2 separate regions of the Homo sapiens genome follow, and region 2 is linked to region 1. Evidence: read pairs that join two places in POLR2A ChIA-PET (ENCODE). Cell type or tissue: B cell. All regions are shown on one strand.

The links. ChIA-PET counts read pairs that join two places held together with the same protein. Peaks named below come from ENCODE experiments on the same cell type or tissue, not always from the same donor. Only the 100,000 strongest peaks of a DNase experiment are listed, where the experiment ranks them.
Region 2: POLR2A ChIA-PET joins it to region 1 with 8 read pairs; 2 of 35 experiments call an interaction of 5 or more read pairs at or near these places.

What each region holds. Positions count from the first base shown.
Region 1 is chr10:71,297,389-71,301,388 of GRCh38, reverse strand. It overlaps UNC5B (unc-5 netrin receptor B), which reads right to left. Exons shown (of 17, transcript NM_170744.5): 16 at 3,299-3,480; 17 at 1-2,277. The coding sequence ends at 2,112. Among named protein-coding and RNA genes, the nearest start is that of SLC29A3, 20 kb to the left of the region's middle. In B cell, no CTCF peak of the experiment used is centred here; a DNase peak (open chromatin) is centred at 1,790; H3K27me3 peaks cover 839 bases.
Region 2 is chr10:71,687,033-71,691,032 of GRCh38, reverse strand. CDH23 (cadherin related 23) reads right to left here. Exons shown (of 70, transcript NM_022124.6): 19 at 3,314-3,386; 20 at 449-565. Among named protein-coding and RNA genes, the nearest start is that of C10orf105, 31 kb to the left of the region's middle. RefSeq lists an enhancer at 3,188-3,702. In B cell, no CTCF peak of the experiment used is centred here; no DNase peak of the experiment used is centred here; H3K27ac peaks cover 1,575 bases.

The DNA.
Region 1 (4,000 bases):
GCCCTGGTAGAAGGAATCTTCTCTCAAATCTCCAGGCAAGTCCTCCTTTGCCCACAGCCAGGCCGCACCCCAGCGGGGCTGGTGGGTGGTAAGAAGCCCCACGAGCTACTGAGTCCATGGCAGGGAAGCCAGGCTGGGGACGCTGGCTGGAACTGCGGCCCTAAAACCTGCCCTCCTCTCAGGATATCAGACTTTCAAAGGCCAGGATGTGCTGAGACGGGTCCCAGTGGCTGCTCGGAGACCTGCTGGGGCATGCCCTAGGGTCACTGCCTGGAGGTGTTGGGGAAGCGGGCACCTGCCTTGCCTGGAGTGCCAAGAGGGAGAGGCCTTTGAAGAGGCCTCTGTGCTGGCTGCAAGATCCTTGTCCCAGCCACTGCCAGGCAGCTGCACAGGGCAGGGACTCATCCCGTGCCATGCAGGGCCCCTCGAACAGGTTGGGTGGGGGTGGTATGTGCTGTCCCCTCAACCCTGGCAACCCTGCCCACTGGGAAAGGTTATTTCAGATCTCTCAGACCGTAGCGGGGTGGGTGAGAGGAGGGTTATAGGAGGTGCCTGTGGAGATCAGAGCTGGGAAACCAGCTTCTCAGCCTCCTTCTCCACTCCTGGGCATATGAAGCACAGCCAGGCCACCCGCCTCCAAGGCTCCCACGTTGCAGAGCTGACTGACACCGGGAAGCTCAGGCTTCTGCAGCTAGAGAGGACTTCTCAGCCATCACTCTGCTTTACAGAAGGAGAAACCAAGGTTGGGGAAGGGCAGATTCTGGATTCCTGGCCATCAAGAGAGCACCACGCTGCTCTAGAGGCTGCTGGGCTGAGGAGGGGATGAGGGTGTCAGGGCTGGCCCCACCCTAGGGTAAAGCTATCCAGCCGCCAGGAGAGAGATGCCCGTGGAGGACTCCCCTCCCCTACTTCATCTCTCTGTTTGAGTCCCACTTCTGGGCCACATCCCTTTCTAGGAGCCACCAGACCAAAACCAGACTGGAACATTCTCCCTGGCTCACAACTGGCCTGAGCAGTCCTCCTCTTTCATCCCAACTTTCTTAATCCAGATTCCCAGGAGTCCAGATGTATCTCCCTGGGGCTGTGGGAGGGAGGGCCCACCCACTCCAGCCCTCAGCACTCCTTGGCTTTATGGATTCAGCATCTGCTTAAGATTTTAGAGGAAAATCTAACCAGCTAAATCTAGACAGTGAAAACCCTGTCTGACCTACTCCCTGCACAACTGGGGAAACTGAGGCCTTGTCAGAATTTAGTCCAAGATGGATTCGTTAGCAGCAAAGTACTCTCTGTTCAGTCTCTCTCTCCTCAATGCACACGCGTACATGTACACACACACACACACACACACACACACACACAGGCACATTCACTCCTGGCCAGAAGTGTGAGCGTGCCCATTCTCATCCACACTCAAGAAAAGAGTTTTCTATTTTTTTTGTGTTGTTTTTCATTTTCTTTTTTTTTCTTAAAAAGGACTTATCCAAATAATCTGGATAATAAATCGTTTGCGTTTCCTAAGAAACTGGGTTTTTCTTTTCCCTTGTGGTTTTGGTGTTTTTCTTCTTCTTTGAGCCTTACTAGCGGTCTGAAGCTTTCTTTCTTTCCTTTGCCTTTTTGCTTTTGGACAGGAGAAAGCAGTTTGTCTGAATTGTACTTGACTCTTCAAAGAGGAAAAGGGCGTGGAAGCAGAAGGGGGCTTAGGGAGAAAGGAGAAATCAATAACGGAGGAAGAAAACGAGAACGGAACTAAAACCCATGGAACCCAGAAGTTGCCGGGCTGAGGGTGGGGGGGTGGAGGGAGGGCCTCCTGCCTGCCCGCCCCCAACCAACTGCCTCCAGAGGCTTCAGCCCCATCTTGGTTCCTGCACAGAGATCTCAGGCCAAGAGAGAGAGAGCGGGGGTGGAGAAGGAACTCTGGGCCCTCTAACAACAGAGTACATGGATTTTCTAAGGCTGGTCATGGTCTGGGGGTTGGGGAAGAGGAGGAGGAGAGGCAACTCTGGCTGTGAACTGGGAGGAAGCAGAGGCCAAACATCCCCATCAGGAGGCTGCCCCAGGCCTCCCTGCACCTGCCTCCTGCCAGTCCCTGCCAGCCCGCTGTCCCAGGAGGCTCAGCAGTCCCCGTCGGTGGCCACAGCCACCAGCATCTCACTCTTGCCCATCTCCTCCAAGGCACTCGCCAGGCTGTTGAGGTCCCCATCGTCCTGCTGCAGAGCTTCCCAGAGGTCCAGGATCACACCCGTGGGGCTCGCTTTGGTGGCAAAGTAATTCAGGTACCTGGCAGAGGGAAGGAGGGCACTGAGGTTCCCAAGCACTTAGCCCCTCCCCGGAGCCTGGAGGTGAAGGGGCACAAGGGGAAGTGGGAAGGCTGTGAGCTTTGGTGTCCCACTGTCCTGGGTCTGAATTGCAGCTACTGTGCTGCAGTCTGTGTGGCTCTCGGCAATTCAGAACCTATGGCTCAGAATCTCAGTCTCCTTGTCTCTAAAATGGGAACAATGCCAGTTACCGCTCAGCAAGATCCAAGATCATATAAAGTAAGGGTCTAGCGTTGTCTCTAGCATGTAACCATCTTGTTCATCATCATCATTATTATCATTGAAAGACACTGGCCCCAAGAGAGAATGACCACGTCTAGCATGTGGTCATTCCTCCCACCCGTGTTCCCTCCTGCTCCCATGAACTCCCCTGATAGGAGGAATAAAGCCTTAGCCATCTTTGTAAGTCCTATTCATTTCTAGTAAAATGTCTTATCTAAAGCATATTTTATTTATTTATTTTTTGAGACTCAATGCAGGTTTATTACACATCTTTCAATAAGTATAATATTTATTATCATTGGCCTTATATTTATCCAGCACTTATCCAGCATTTGAGGTTCTCCAAAGGAGTTTTGACACCAAAGTGTATCTTGGTCAGTCAGCAAGCATCTCGCAGCACATTCTCTGTCCTAGATACCAGGTGCTGACAATGATGGCACCAAGCTGATGCCCTGGCTTTGAGTCTCCTGCTGTTCGGTGAGATGGGCAGGTGGAGCATTATCCCCACACAATGGGAAAAGAGCAGGGTCTGAGAGTCTGCCTGGCTCAAGGACCAGTGCTCTGAGCATGATGCTCCTCAAGGGAGCAGTATTCTTGAACTTTGCATATCCAATCCTGAGTTGCTGATTTGCCACAAATGGTGGCAAAAGGGCAGCTGGTCTGGGAGATGGTCGTGGCTGTCAGGCTGCCTGCCCTGCCTGCCCCTGTGAGACCTTGAGGACGAAGGCAGATGGGGATGGGCTGTGGTTTGGGATACTCACCGGTCCATAGAGAGCTTCTGTGCTAACATCCGCCAGTCATTGCCCCGTGAGTTGGGGGCATCTAGGCTGTTGCATATCTTCTGGCGGATGGACAGTGGGATCTTGAAGGCATAAGGTCCCAGCTGGGTGGTGACAGTGCTGCCAGGGGCAGAGCAGAGAGTGTCCAGGGAGCCAGCAGGTGTCTGCAAGGGTGGGGGCCAAGAGTGAGAGGGGCACAGTGCTGGGCATCTGCCCTCCAGCCTCCCTCCCCTTGGACTGTGAGCTCATTGAGCCTTGAGTCACTCCCACCTCCTCTGGACAGACTCCCACTGTTCAGGCAGGGGCTTCTCCCTTGAAGGGTCGGTTCCCAAGGGCAAGGCCTGCATGGCCACCCTTCAGGCCTCAGGGGGTGCACCATGCTTACCTAAGGCCCCAGGCAAATGCAGATGCAGCCTCATGGTTAGGAAGCCCCAAGGAGGCCCAGCCACAGTCTAATCCACATGCACCCTCTTGTACAGGTGGAAAGTGAAGTCTAGAAAAGGGGAGTGGCTTGCTCATGGCCACATGCCAAGTTAGTGGCAGACCTGGGTCCAGACCTGTATCCAGTGCTCTTTACAATGCCCCAAGAGGAGGATCTAGTGTTGTCACCCTGGGTGGCCTGGGTTTTTAAATCTCAATCCGGATTTTTAACGGTTGAGAACCACAGGCCTGGTCCTTGCATCA
Region 2 (4,000 bases), 390 kb before region 1:
GTATCATTTAATCCACACAACAGCCCTAATATGATCTTCCTCATTTTACAGGTGGGGAAACTGAGGCACACATCCGTGTAAGAAGAGGAGCCAGGCTTTAAGAATGAGGTCAGCAGCTGAGGGAGGGGGACCCTGAGGCTTTAATAAAGGTGTTCCTGAAGAGGGGTGTGTTAACCAGCTCTTTGTAAGATGGAGCACATTTAAAACATAATACAACTCTTCACCCTTGAAAGACGTCCTTCACTGGGTCAATTCACGTTGTGATTTTTTGGGTAAGATCAGTAATCACACTCAAATTAATATTTCATGGATTACACTGGTGCTCAAAGCTGGTCTGCTCAAAACTGAAAGGAAGGGGACCTGGGCCCAGAGGCTGGTCCTGGGGCCGGGTATGGACAGTCAGCCTCAGGGTGTGGAGGACCAGGGTACTTGGGGTGGGGGGGCTCACCTGAGCGGGCATTGATCCGAAACTGGGTGGAGCCTTCCAAGGAGTAGATGATGGACTCCTGGCCGTACTCCCGGGAGCGGTCCAGGTCTGTGGCATTCAGGAACAGCACCGTGGCTCCTTCAGGGGGAAAAAGGTGGGGGCAGGGGGTGCTGCTCACCCTGGGCCCCTGGCTTCAAGGCCCCAGCCCTGGGAGCAGCATTTGCGCTGGCCCAAGAGGAGGACGTGGGACCCTCCCAGTGACCAGCTCTCAGGGAGGTGGGAGGCCTGCCTGTTGCGACATCCCTGGGACAAGGGCGGCTCAATCGTTGCTCTTGGAGCTGAGATCGCTGGGCTGGGTGGGGACAAGGCTCATGAGAGGCTTAGGGATGGACTGGGCCCTCTGATGTCTTCCTGTCTCCCTGGCCCCTGCTTGGCTGGCCACTATATTAAATACACTCAGATTGGCCAACTGTCACTTGGAGTCAAAAGACATGAAATTCCATATTAAATTATTCTACATTTACTGTATTCAATTTCAGTCTAGTTTTATCTCGTTCAGGGGAATTTATAAGGGTTTTTATTTTCTCTTTAATGTTCAGTTAAGGCCTTCACTTTTATTTCCAGTTCCGTGAAATCCTGACTCAAGGTATCAGCTTTTCCAGCCACCCTGTCCAGACCCTGAGAACAGCTTGTCCTGAAGCTGTGCCCACCAAGGCTTCTGGCTCCAGCCCCTCCTGCCACCCAACTGCCAGCTCTGGCCCAGTGGTGAGGAGGTCCGGTGCACAGGTTCCTGGAATCTTCACACCCAGACTGGACCCCTCAGGGCCTCGGCAGGCGCCTTCACCTGCCTGAGCATCACTTCTTCCCCTGGGACCGGGTCTAAAGATACCCTCTAACTTGTGAGTTTGCTGCTGGGATCCTGAGGGATAAAGCATTGAGGCCACAGGCTGAGCCCCACAGGGAGCTCCACTGGGCTGCAGGGCTGGTGGTGACCATCCAGCGGATGAATCAGCAGTCCCGAGGGGCAAGGGGCCAGGCAGGCCATAGTGGCCCTGTGGCCCTGGGGCCTCAAATATGACCCTCAGGCCTGCCTTGAGCAGGAGGACAGGCACATGAGCCATAACATACCCCTGAAGAGAATTAAGTGCCATAGTGAAGGCTTCTCCTTGACACAGTCCCCAGGGATGGGGGTGTAGTGCTGGAGGCAGCTCTTTAGCAGTGACATTCTCCAGGGGATGCCTGACTAGGACAGGCAGGGTAGGCTGGGTGCAGCCCAGCACCCACCCAGCTCATTGTCAGGTGCCAGAGTGGTACCCAGAGGTTCTCTTTAGAAGGCCTCGTGGTGCCAGGAAAGACCAGTTCTGACTCCACCATACTGACTCCACCATCCCTGACTCCACCAACCCTGGCTCCACCACCCCTGACTCTACCACCCCTGACTCCACCATCCCTGACTCCACCACCCCTGGCTCCACCACCCCTGGCTCCACCACCCCTGACTCCACCACCCCTGGCTCCACCACCCCTGGCTCCACCACCCCTGGCTCCACCATCCCTGGCTCCACCACCCCTGACTCCACCACCCCTGACTCCACCACCCCTGGCTCCACCATCCCTGACTCCACCACCCCTGGACTCCACCACCCCTGACTCCACCACCGTTGGCTCCACCACCCCTGGCTCCACCACCCCTGGCTCCACCATCCCTGGCTCCACCACCCCTGGCTCCATCATCCCTGACTCCACCACCCCTGACTCCACCACCCCTGACTCCACCACCCCTGGCTCCACCACCGTTGGCTCCACCACCCCTGACTCCACCACCCCTGGCTCCACCATCCCTGGCTCCACCACCCCTGGCTCCACCACCCTTGACTCCACCACCCCTGACTCCACCACCCCTGGCTCCACCACCGTTGGCTCCACCACCCCTGACTCCACCACCCCTGGCTCCATCATCCCTGACTCCACCACCCCTGGCTCCACCACCCCTGGCTCCACCACCCCTGACTCCACCACCCCTGACTCCACAACCCCTGGCTCCACCATCCCTGACTCCACCATCCCTGGTTCCACCACCCCTGACTCCACCACCCCTGGCTCCACCATCCCTGGCTCCACGACCCCTGGCTCCACCATCCTTATTCCACCATCCCTGGCTCTACCATCCCTGGCTCCAGCATCTCTAACTCCAATGTCCCTGACTCCACTATCCATGACTCCACCATCCATGACTCTACTGTCCCTGATTCCAGCCTTCCTGTCTCCTTCAGCCACTGCAGCAGTTCCTGATATGGGCGTTTTCTTTGCTAGGATCATTTGCTCTGAGGGTAAGGGCGAAGCTGCCAGCCTGCCTCAAGGGCAGAACAGATCCCCTGGAACCTGAGTGTGGAGCTGGTGGTGCTGGGTCTGCAAACTGAGCCCTGCAACCTGAGCCTGGCCCAGAGATTAGCCTCTCAATCGCATCCTCACATAGGAACACATGCCCCGCTGTAAGGCCACCCCTCTGAAATCATGGCCCCTGGGACCTGCCTCACAGTGCTATAGTCTCAGAGCCCTCTGTATACTTGAGACTGTTTAATCAAGATTGCTTAATTAATCATGGATCATTATTCTTTCCCCACTAGACTATAGTTAGAGGAGAGCAGGAACCAAGTGCCCAGCACAGCACCTGCACATAGCAGGTGCTCTGGAACTAGCTGTTAGCTGGCAGGTAACTAGATGTTTCCAAAGGCTCCCCGATTTGTCAAGGAGCTTGGCCGGGGAAAGAGAAGGCCATGGACCTCCCACAATTTGTGTGCAGAGCCGGGGTCTGCACATCCTGGGTGCCGTGACTGCTGGCTGCCTACCTCCATGTGCCCCCCACCCCCCGACCTGAGCCTGTACCTGCCATGATGTTCTCCACCACGGAGACGAAGTAGGCGGGCTTGCTGAAGGTGGGAGGGTTGTCATTCTCATCCTGGAAGGAACACAGACAGGTTGCAGGAGGCTGCAGGGAGGCAGGTGGGCTGGCCAGATGTCTAAGGTGGGCACCAAGGAGTCAGGCTAGGTCTGGCTGGCCCTAAAGAGCTTTGGCCTCTCCGTATAACCAGAGCCAGGTGAGGTGTCAGCAGGGAGTCAGGTAACCCTCTGGCAGGCTACAGCTCTAGGAGGTAGGACCAGCCTTGGGGAAACATGCAGGCCTCAGGAAGGGATGGGGAGGCCCAGGAAGAGGGAGTGTGCCGGCAGCAGCTGGGACTGCCGACAGCTGCCAGCTCCCCAGGCTCCCCGCTGGTCCTCCAGCTGAGCCCCAGGCTCACTCCAGCACTCACACCCCCAGCTCCCATGCTGGGGATGCCCACTTGGACCCCTGCGTAGGTCCACCAGGATGATGACAAAAGCTTCTAGGACTCTCCTCAAAGATACTGAAGTATGCTATGGCAGCTCAGGGTCAGGTGGTTCCCAGAGCCCAAACTCTGGCCCTGGGCTGGCTGCTGGCAGGTACAGCTAGATTCCTCCTTGCACATGAGAACAACGGCTCTTCCAGCCCCTGGGCCACCCCTGGCCTAGAGCCCCACCCCTGTCAGTTCTAAA